Regions from separate parts of the Homo sapiens genome. Here region 1 is linked to region 2. Evidence: chromatin contacts called from ENCODE Hi-C data. All regions are on one chromosome and are shown on one strand. The core of a region is the stretch at or near the end of the contact, and the rest is flanking DNA. Distances in the headings are between cores, read along the strand shown. Region 1 holds the start of JAG1 (jagged canonical Notch ligand 1). Region 2 holds the start of RRBP1 (ribosome binding protein 1).

Region 1 (4,826 bases), core at 844-3,343, 7.0 Mb before region 2:
ACCCCTTCCAAGCCTTGGCACGGCCCCCGAAGGCTTGCGGGGGCCGTGCACCCGCCCTTCCCGGGGAAGTCTGCAAACACAGCTGTTCCAGAGCCCGGGAACCGCTGGAAGTGAGGCCACAAGAGCTACACCACTCGGGGGCGGGGGCAGGAAGGGGCCAGCAGCGGGCGGGGGTTCCCAGGTCTACAGCTCCTGTGAGGGCCCCAAGAACCTCCTCCTGCGGCGGCCGCCCCCGGCCCTTAAGCCGAACCTGGAGAGCGCCCCCGCACACACTAAAATCTCCCGGGGAGCAGCGGGAAACGGACTCCCCCACACCCTCCAGGAAGGACACACCCGCCCTCCCGGCCGTTCACGGGAAAGGGGAGGTTGCCAATTTGGACGGCGTTCGCAGGCCAGAACTGCGCCGAGTCGCCTTCCACGGCGCACCAGGTTTAATTAGTTAAGCAAAGAGATCAGCTACAACGATCTCTTGGCTTGGGGCCGGGAGAGTTACTCTGGGAACTTCAAGTTGCAAGTTTACACCGGCCTTCCTAGGAGCCTGGTCCCATAAACCCTCTGGGATCCCCACTTTTGTGCACTAAGCAAATAGCAGCAGGAATGGGACCCACCTCGACTACCCCAGCCGAGATCTAACTATAGTGTCCCGGCTCCCTCACCCGCCACCCCTAGAGATTTCCCCAGTTAGCGCCTAGTTTCAAGCCAAAGCCCTTTAAATCCCTCTCGCAAGGGATAACAGGGCTCGGCCAGGCGCGGGTGTGAGGCTCCGCCCGGCCTCCTTCCCGAGTAGTCACTCACCGGCCAGGCGAAACTGAAAGGCAGCACGATGCGGTTGCGGTCGTTGCCGCGGCTGGCCTTGAGGTTGAAGGTGTTGCCCCCGATGACAGGCGTGGACCCTGAGCCGAAGCTGCAGGGCCCCCCGGCCGTGACGCGGGACTGATACTCCTTGAGGCACACTTTGAAGTATGTGTCACACTCGTCGCGGGTGCACTTGCGGTCTCCCGGGTTCCGGGCGCCGCCGCAGCAGTTCCCGTTCTGCAGCTCCCCGTTCACGTTCTGCATGGACAGGATCTCCAACTCGAACTGACCCGAGGCCCCACACACCTGCCGGCGAGGGAAGGAGGTAGGTCAGCGCGGGAGAAAGCTGTTTTCTTCGAGTATAGAGGTGGCGACTCCCTCCCACTCCCCGCCCCGACGAGCCCTCCTCGCCGAGTGAAAATAATTTTGCGAAACTACGTTCAAGGACTCAACATGATTCCGGGGCAAAAAAAAAAAAAAATGCACGAGTGCGGAAGAAATCCGACGACTTCCCGGGGGGCAACAGCGGAGCGAACGCGCCCCTGTCCGGCCTGGAGGGGTCACCCTCAGGAGGCAGGGGCTCCCGTGGGGGAGTTGGCGCGCTCAGCCCAGGTGCAGCCGCTCGGGCGCAGGGGCGAGGAGTCGGGCGCTCGAGGGCTGCCGAGCCTGCTCGCGGGGCTCAACCGCCCAGGGCGCCGCGAGGGGAGGGAGAGGACGGCTGGGAGGGAGGCCCGGAGAAGGGCTCCTACCTTGGCTCGCAGGGCACAGAGCAGGGCGAGCAGGAGGCTTAGGGGGCGCCCGGACCGGCCGCGCGTCCGTGGGGAACGCATCGCTGCGCCGCGCGCCGCGGGCACTCGGGACGCCGCCGCTGCTGTTCGCGCTGGTGCTGCCGCCGGTGCTGCCGTCGCCGCTGCCCCTGCGGCCGCCGCGTCCCGGCTCTAATATACTCCGCCGATTGGAGCATGCACGACTGGAAAACAACACCACTTTTCAAAAGCCCTTTCAAGAGCGGCCCGTTCCAGAAGGCAAAGAGCCCGGCCTCCTTTTATTATTCTGATCGCTTCTTTGAGACGCTCCCCCTCCTCTTCCACCTCCCGGCTTTCTTTCCTTCTCTCGCGCTCCCCTTCTTTTATTATTATGATTATGCGCAGCCTTTTATTCCCTTTTAGATCAGCTGCATGGAAAAAGGGGGGAGGGAGGGGAGAAAAAAAAAAACCAGCCTAGCTCGCGGGCCGGCCGCAGGTAACACAATGACGCGTGCCCGCCCGGCTCTCGGAGAAGGACCCGGAGAGCCCGTCTGGCAGCAGCGGCCGGGGCTGGCCACCTCTACCCAGCACGCCGGGCAGGGCGCATGCGCGCTTATTAATATTCATGAGAGGGCGTGCTCACCCTGGGCACGCCCCTCCCCTTCACGTTGCTGGGGAGGGGGTAGTGCGAGGAGGAACTTGGAAGGGGTTGGGGGCAGCGGGATGCTCAGGGCGGCGTAGAAGAACCAGGGCCCCACACCAACCCCCGCCCTCGGGAGCTTCGGGCCAGGAGGGAAGGGAGAGTGCGGGGAGGTACTTGGAAGGGATCGTTGCTCAGGGACGCCTGGAGGCCCCCAGCGGGGACCGCCCCCTCGGGCGCCCCGGGCCGTGCGCCTTTGCCCGCGCGTCGGGGCCCCAGGTGTAGGCGCCGCGGCGCTGACTGAGCGGTCGGAGCGGGGCAGCTTCCGCCTTCCGAACCGCCTGCGTCAGCTGCGGCTTTCGCCCCGGGAGGAGGGCCTGCCTGCCCGCCGGGAGTTCGGCCCGCTTCCCGCGAGCGAGCCGCCCAGAGCGCTCTGCTGGCGGCAGAGGCGGCGGCGAGGCTGGCGCGCTTGCCGCCGTCTGCTCGCCCCGCGGAGGCGACCTGGGCAGACGCTGCTGGGAACTTTGAAAAACTTTCCTGGAGCCAGGCTTGCCGCAGATTCGAGGGGAAGCCTCGGCCGCGTCCCACCCCCTCCCAAATCCGAGTCTGCGGAGCCTGGGAGGGCTCCCAGCTTCCTATCCAAACCGCGCCGGGGCAGAGGCGCGGGGAAACCGGGGGTAGAAGGCGGCGGGCACGCCGGGGCCCTGTTCAGGCTTTGGGAAGGGCCGGCGGAGATGCTGGTGGGCTTGGACGCCCTCCCCGGCCCGACGCCCCGGCCGCAGTGCCGGGATTGCACCTGTAGGCGGCCTCCGAGCAGCTCTCTGGGTGGCAAGAGATGGGCCTGGGAGGGACCGTGTCCCCAGCACCGCCAGCCGCGGAACTTGCCTTCTCTGGGGTGGCAGTGGAAACCGATACTGTTTTCCACCTTGAGGCAAGCCTCGCAATTAACAGCTACACTCCTGGTCATAATCAAGGTCGAAGAAAGCCCGTGGGCTGGCCGTAGCCTCTGCTAACCCCTCTCCCACGGGCTTGCTGTTGCATTTGAGGGGACCTTTATATGGAAACATCGACTTCCTTTGAAGGGTGGACAAAGTTTTGGCCCTAATAGTAGGTATGTCCTGCAGAAAAGCGTGACTATTCAGCGGCCGGTTTGGGGCTTGAGTTCTCCTGGGTGTGGGGCGTGATGGGCTGGCAATAGGTCAAGGGAAAATAGTTTCCAACATGCTGAGTTATGAGCATAAAAGGGTGGGTATTTGTGGTTATCTACTTATTGCATTTGATGGGAGGCTCAGTATGAACAATATTTTCAGTGCCAAATCTCATCATTCTGAGGAATAAACTAGGGCAGCTAACTGACCTCTTTACATAGGTTCAAAGCTACCAAGGATGGTTAGGAGTCTTGGCATTTTAACAGCCTAAGAAATGCTCCTAAGAAAAGTGCTTACTTAGTGGTAATGTGTCCCATCTTGAGCACTGGCGGGAGAATCCATGTTTTGGAAGGGAGGTTTCTAAGAACAGAGCAAGTTTACAGCTGGTCATGTTAGCAGCTGGGGTAGGCAGCGACAACCTGGGTGTTTCAATGTGCCCCAGCCTCCCTTTCCCCAATTATCCTAAATCAAGGCAACCAGTTGTCAACTGTAATCCCATCTACACTTTTCTCACTGAGGTTTCCATCAACACCAGTCTCCCCACTTATCTGTCCCGTTCTAATTTCTACTCCCAAGTATCCCTGAGTTTGGGTGCTAAATAACGGTTTAAAAGTAAAATGGGCCGCGAGCTGTGGGTCACGCCTGCAATCCCAGCACTCTGGGAGGCCGAGGCGGGTGGATCACGAGGTCAAGAGATTGAGACCATCCTGGTCAACATGGTGAAACCCGGTCTCTACTACAAATACAAAAATTAGCTGGGCGTGGTGGCACATACCTGTAGTCCCAGCTACTCGGGAGGCTGAGAGAGGAGAATAGCTTCAACCTGGGAGGCGGAGGTTGCAGTGAGCTGAGATCATGCCACTGCACTCCAGCCTGGCGACAGAGCGAGACTCCATCTCAAAAAAAAAAAAAAAAAAAAAAAAGGCAAAATGGTGCTGAAAAAGGCTGGTGTGATCTTAAAGAGCACACTCCTTGGAGTTCCCTATGTCGGACCCTGTTTTAATTCTGTGCCTTGTGCCCCCCACAGCTCTCAGGAAAGAGGCTGCGGAGCCAGACCTTTAGTTAAAGTGTTTAGATCTCCACCTGGCTTCACCTAGAAGGGCTACCTGAGATTGCAGGTGCCACCAGTTGCAATCTGGGCCACATGCAAGCTGGTGTCACCTCCAGTCCACCAGTGAATTTAGCCCATTTGACTGATAGGAAAGAAAATATAAACTCTGAGAGGTGAAAACTACCTGATTACACCTAACAAGAATGTCAAATCACTGATAAACACAAAATTTTTATGTCACATAGCACAGAGTCCCACACCCTTCCTGAGCCTGGGAACCCACTTTTAGAGAAGGCAGTTGTGGGCTAGAGGGAATTCTTTTGAAAATTTTCAGTTGGGGCTCTTCCAAATAATTGGGACTCCCCCAAAAAGCCAGTCACGTTTACCACAACAGACACTGAGTGGAAGCTCTATCCTCTGCTTCCTTGAAGCCGGTTGTCAGGCCC
Region 2 (5,243 bases), core at 221-2,720:
CCCCACCTTCCTCCCGTGTCCAGCACCCCCCAACAAAAGCATCCCAACTGAACAGCCAACACTTGTGGCTCCTTCCTACAAGTGCTGGGTCTCCACAGCTTTCCTCGCAAATCGAAGCTAACAGGAGCCCCGATTTGCAGACCAGGAAATGGAGACCCCGAACGAAACAACTTGGTCGGGGTCACCCTCGCCAGCCGGGGCACTCTAGAGCTAAAACTCGCGACTTATCATTCGGAGAGGGGTCCCTGAAGCACTGCGGGCGCCCCACTGGAAGCGCAGACCCCGGCCTGCCTCCCCTAATCAGGGCGCAGCGGGAGAGCCGGCCGGGCCGGGGCGGGCACCAGGCCGGGTGCCAGCGCGCTTGGCCGGCCCGGAGGTGTCCGCTTCCGCCCGGGGCTGGCACCGCCGGCCCATTCATCGTGGCCGCGGGCGGGGCGGGCCGGGCCCCGGGCGCCCTCGTCCCCCCGCCGGGAGCCCTCGAGCCAGGCTCCGCGCAGCCCAGCCGGGGAAACGGTGGCCCCGGCCCCGCCGCCAGGGGGAGCAGGGAGCCGCCTCCCGCACTCCGGGAAGTTGCCACCGCGGCCGCCCGGCGTCCGTGCCATGGACAGACCCGGTCCCTGCGCCGCGAGCCCTGCGGCCCCGGCCCGCCCCGTCGGGGGCCGTCCCAGCCCCGCGAAGCGCCAGCGGGCCGCGGCCCGGGACCGGCGCGCTCGGCCCGTGGGCCCCCATTCAATCCCGCCCTCCTCCCCTCGGCCGGCCTCCGCCGCCTTCCGCCCGCACCCCACCCCTCCGGCCCGGACTCCAGCCCGGCAACGTCATCCGGCGGCTTCCCGAAACTTAACCCCTTCCTCCGCCAGCTGTGCGCCGCCCCGCCCCGCCCCGCCGCCAACTTTCTTCGCCCAACTTCGGAGCGCGCTGGCCGGCCCGACGGCCCTGCCGGGAGGGAGGGAGGCAGGGAGCGGTCGCCACGTCGCGCCCGTCTGCCGCCGCAGCTCCCCGGACGGCGAGGGCCGCGGGGTCCACACCACGGGGCGCGCCCTGCCTACGCCCCGGTACGGCGCTTGCCCGGCACCCCCGCCCCGAGTCCGACCCCGACCCCGATGGTGCACGGCCGCGGCGGCAGGCGGCGGGCGGCGGGCGGGCCGGGGGAGGGGCCGCCGAGGAGACGTGTCACTCGCGGCGCAGCGCGGCCGGCCCCGGCCCCCCGACGGCCCGGCCCGCGCGCGGCCGCTGCAGGGCCCGGCCAAGTTTCTTACCTGCAGCCAGAGACGCGAGAGGGAAAGCGAGAGGGCAGGAGCCGCCGCCTTCGCAGCCGCCGCGGAGCCGGGAGAGAGGAGCCGGCCAAGCCTCCGCCAAGAAACCGCCCCCGAGCAGCTGTAGACGCTGCGACCCTGACGCCGCCCGCCCCGTCTGCCGTCCGCTCCGGCCGCTCGCTGGCTGCGTGCGCGCGTGTGGAGTCGTGGCACTTTCTGCCTCAGAGCTGGCGAACGGCCCCCTCCGCCGGGATCGCCGCCTCCTGCCTTCCCCACCCGGGCCAGCCATTCATCGAGCCGCCTCTTCCCATTGGTCCGCACCCCGCCACTCTGCCGGTCGCTGGCCAGTCAGGACGCGGGTGGCCGAGCCGCGGCGGCGGCCATTGGGCAGAGAGGAGGGTCTCCACCTCGGCCAATGGGAGAGGGGAGGAGCTGCGGGGAGGTGAAGGGGGCAGGGCTGGGGAGAGGCGGGGCCGAGCGGCGCGGCGCTCGGCCGTGCGCGGGGCGGGGCGGAGCAGGAACGCCCCGCCCACCGAGGGGGGGGTCTCCGGCCAGCTCCGCCCACTCTGGGCCCGCGGCGCTCCCAGCAGTCTCTGACTAGGATCCGGCTCTGCCTAGGCGGGAAGCAGAAGGTTCGGGTCCCGGCGACCCCGGGCCTGCGCCTCTGGATACCGCTGGGCTGACATGGCGGTGGCTGAACAGGGTTGCGCAACCGCGAACAGCCAAGGAAGCTGCTTTATTTAAACCCAACTAACTTCCCCCGAAGCAGCGCCCCCTCGGGCCGCCGGGTATGAGGACAAGCTCTGCTGGGGGTCAGCCCAGGGAGAGCAAGTTCTTATCATCAAAGAGATTGCAATCAGCACCAGAAGGAATTTCCTTCAGTAAATGGAGGAATTGGGGTGGAAGAGCCAGAAGGTGCACGAGGAATTGAAGCGGATGTCATCGCCCTCGTTGTTAGGGAGGGTACAACTGAGGCACGGTCTATTTAAGATACTCAACCAAATCACAGCCGGCAGAGCAATAATTACAATCCACTCTGTGGCGTTTTATTCCATGCGTTGGGGAAGGTGAGAGGTTCTAACCTAAGAAAACTCATCCGTGTCCCACAAAACGGAGCAACTGGTACTTCCTCATTCCCTGACTTTCTCCCCAATATCAGCCAACACTCAGTCTTCATAATTAGTCAAGTCTTTAAATTAAAATAATTTTAGGCTTGATTTTTAACCATTATGTCAGCGTCTCTTAAAGCCAACCCTTTGAACTTGAGCCAAAGCCAGCTTCTTTGGAATTTTGGATTCTGAGCGACCAAAGGCTGCCTAGACTGCCCCCCATCACTTCCCTAGCTCCTGTTGCTGCAGAATCCCGTGCCTAACATCTATTTCTTGGACAATTTTCAATCTTCCCTGTCCCCATTTGTCACTAGTACTGTACTAGCTGTTGTTAGAAAGATGTGAAAAATACAAGCCTTCATGGGGAATAAAGAGCGATTGGGTTGAAATTAAACTGTTCATTCCTATTTTTAATCTTGGCGGTTCCTTAGCCCATTAATGATTAATCAGCAGGAATTAACCTGGATTAACTCTGGAACACTCAGTCATTTTCCAGCAGTGAGACCCGGCTTCAAATGAAAGTCAAGAATCCCAGCTTCTGGCTGGCAATTGCTACCAATGAGTCCTACTTGACCAGGGCTGGGCCATCTAACCTTTCTGAACATGGGTATACTCCTTTAGGACAATCACTCCTTCCTCTGGGTTTCAGGGAGGAAATTCATTCGTTCATTCATTCATTCATTCATTCACCGGTGTTTGTGGAGTGCCCGGTATACAGTGCTAAGCTGGGCAAGCAGCCTAGAATGACACATAGGTCCAGTGAAGACCCAGCTGCCCTCAAGGGCCTGTCCAGGGACAGGGACCTCCTTTATCCTGTTCACTGTTTATCTTTTTCCGGAAGCAGATCCTGGCAGTAGGGTTTGTTCAATCATTCATTTGGGGGATAATCATAAGAAACATTGGTGGAGAAGTGGGATGAGCAGGAGCCAATAAGGGGACCAACATCAAGCCTGTGACTGGTGTGGGCACACAGGGCTCGGCGTCTCTGGGGATGCTGTGAAACTGTAGAACACACCCCAGAGACGTCCCAGCTGAGGGGTGAGGACCTGGTTATTTATCCAGCCACTCCCAGTCCTCATTGGTTAACAGCTTCTTCTGGGGGGACTTTAACCCCCGCCCCCATCAAGCTGGAGAAAGCCTTGCAGCAAGAAGCCCTTGGCAGAATGGTGAGTGCCTGGAGGCATGTCGGGGGCCACAGCAGTGTCTCCCACACTGTGAACCATAGTCCGACACAGCACCTGCACAGAATAGAGGCTTGTGAATATACGTGTTCTGTAAATATTGTCCCATGAGCGATAACATTACAAAGTCCTTAGGAGTGAGGAGTGTTTACAGAAAAGGGGCTCCCTGTTTGTTCCCTTACATAACTTAACATTTGATTTGGCCTCAACACAACATTTGTTTCGGGATGGAAGAGCAGCCCTGTCTGAGCCTTTGCATTTCCTCTGTCCTTGCCCCTCATCTGCCAACAGCCAGCCCCAATGTGCTGTGAAGACTTCCAGCCTCATCATCCTCATGCCCTTTGGGCAAAGAAATCAGTCCCGCTGCACCAGGCTCTGTCAGGGCAGATCTGCACACCCTCAGGGTGGCCCGACTTTGACAGCCACTGCTGTGCCTGTGGACACCCATCTTTAACCCCCTGCAGCCTCGTCAGCTCTCCCAAGGCGTATCTGGGAAAAACCAGATCCATCCCTAGGACTAGATGGACAAGGGTTGCCTGTGGTGGGAGTGAGAGGCATCCCCCCAGGCTCAAGTCTTCTGCTAAATCATGCAGCCCTCCAGCAGCACGAGAAAGCCCATCCCACAGTCCAGCCTCCAGGCTGGGGCTCTCAGATGGGAACAGGTCATTTCAACACAAAGTCAGCAGTCTGGGAGCCCCCAGCCGGGGGAGTTACCCCACCCTGAGGGGAGCAGAGGCTGACAGCAGAGGTGTGAAGAAGTGGGAGGTAGCCAGGCCAAAAAGGGCACACTGGCGAGGAATAGCATGGGCAAAGTAAGGCATGATGTTAGCCAGGTGTGGTGGTGTGCCCATGCAGCTCCAGCTAGCCCCAGGACTGCTTGAGCCCAAGAGTTCCAGGTTGGAAGAAAGAAGAAGAAGAAGAAGAAGGAGAAGGAGAAGGAGAAGGGGAAGGGGAAGGGGAAGGGGAAGAAGAAGAAGACAGAGAAAGAGAAGGAGGAGAGGGGGAGGTGGAGGGAGAGGATGATCTGAGATCACATCATCTCAGTTTATCTGTTGAACAACTCAGTTGTTGGCAAAGCCTGAAGGGCGAGGGAGAGGCTGGGAAGAGCTGGTTCTACACAGGTGATCATAAGGGAAACAGGGAACTTCCCTGGGGTGGTGCAGATGTTTCATATCTTGATTATAGTGATGGCTGTGGTAAAACTCATAGGATTGTACACTCTTAAAAAGAGTACATTTGGCTTGGAAGCAAATTATGCTTCAATCAACCTGACTCAAAAAAAGGATGTATTTGGTTTTAGTTGTGTATTAAAAACAAAGCATTATTATTAGAAAAAAATTAAACATACAAGAATAATTACCTAATATGGTCCATTAACTCATGACAATAAATTGCAAATATTATCCGAAAGACTAGACAGGAAGATGGGAATATATTATATCTCACAGTTTAAAAAGAGATTTTGCTTTGTCAAACAACTATGAAAGGATGATAAATGACAAGTACAATAAAATATCATGTGAAAATAAAAGCCACTGTGATAATAGAGAACATGTTTAGGTTTCTTGTGCCAGGTACCATTTGAGACACGCTACAAATACGTAAAGTTATTTAACCCTCAGTACAACCCTATAAGGGAGGTAGAGTTATTATTTCCATTTTAGAGATGAGGAAACCGAGGCACAGAGAGAGCAAGGAAC

The links. A loop is a pair of places that touch in the nucleus more often than their neighbours do. Pooled maps may share reads with other maps.
Region 1: a pooled map shows a loop between it and region 2 (15-fold over the local background). The contact joins the promoter of JAG1 here to the promoter of RRBP1 in region 2. A Hi-C loop is called at or near these places in 2 of 37 single-sample maps with no recorded cell type and 7 of 50 pooled maps.

The regions. Positions count from the first base shown.
Region 1 is chr20:10,671,906-10,676,731 of GRCh38, forward strand. It overlaps JAG1 (jagged canonical Notch ligand 1), which reads right to left and starts at 2,094. Exons shown (of 26, transcript NM_000214.3): 1 at 1,545-2,094; 2 at 796-1,101. The coding sequence starts at 1,625. RefSeq lists a silencer at 2,317-2,716.
Region 2 is chr20:17,680,772-17,686,014 of GRCh38, forward strand. RRBP1 (ribosome binding protein 1) reads right to left here and starts at 1,471. Exons shown (of 25, transcript NM_001365613.2): 1 at 1,257-1,471. RefSeq lists enhancers at 156-828, 2,082-2,141 and silencers at 402-711, 742-791, 822-1,151, 1,382-1,801.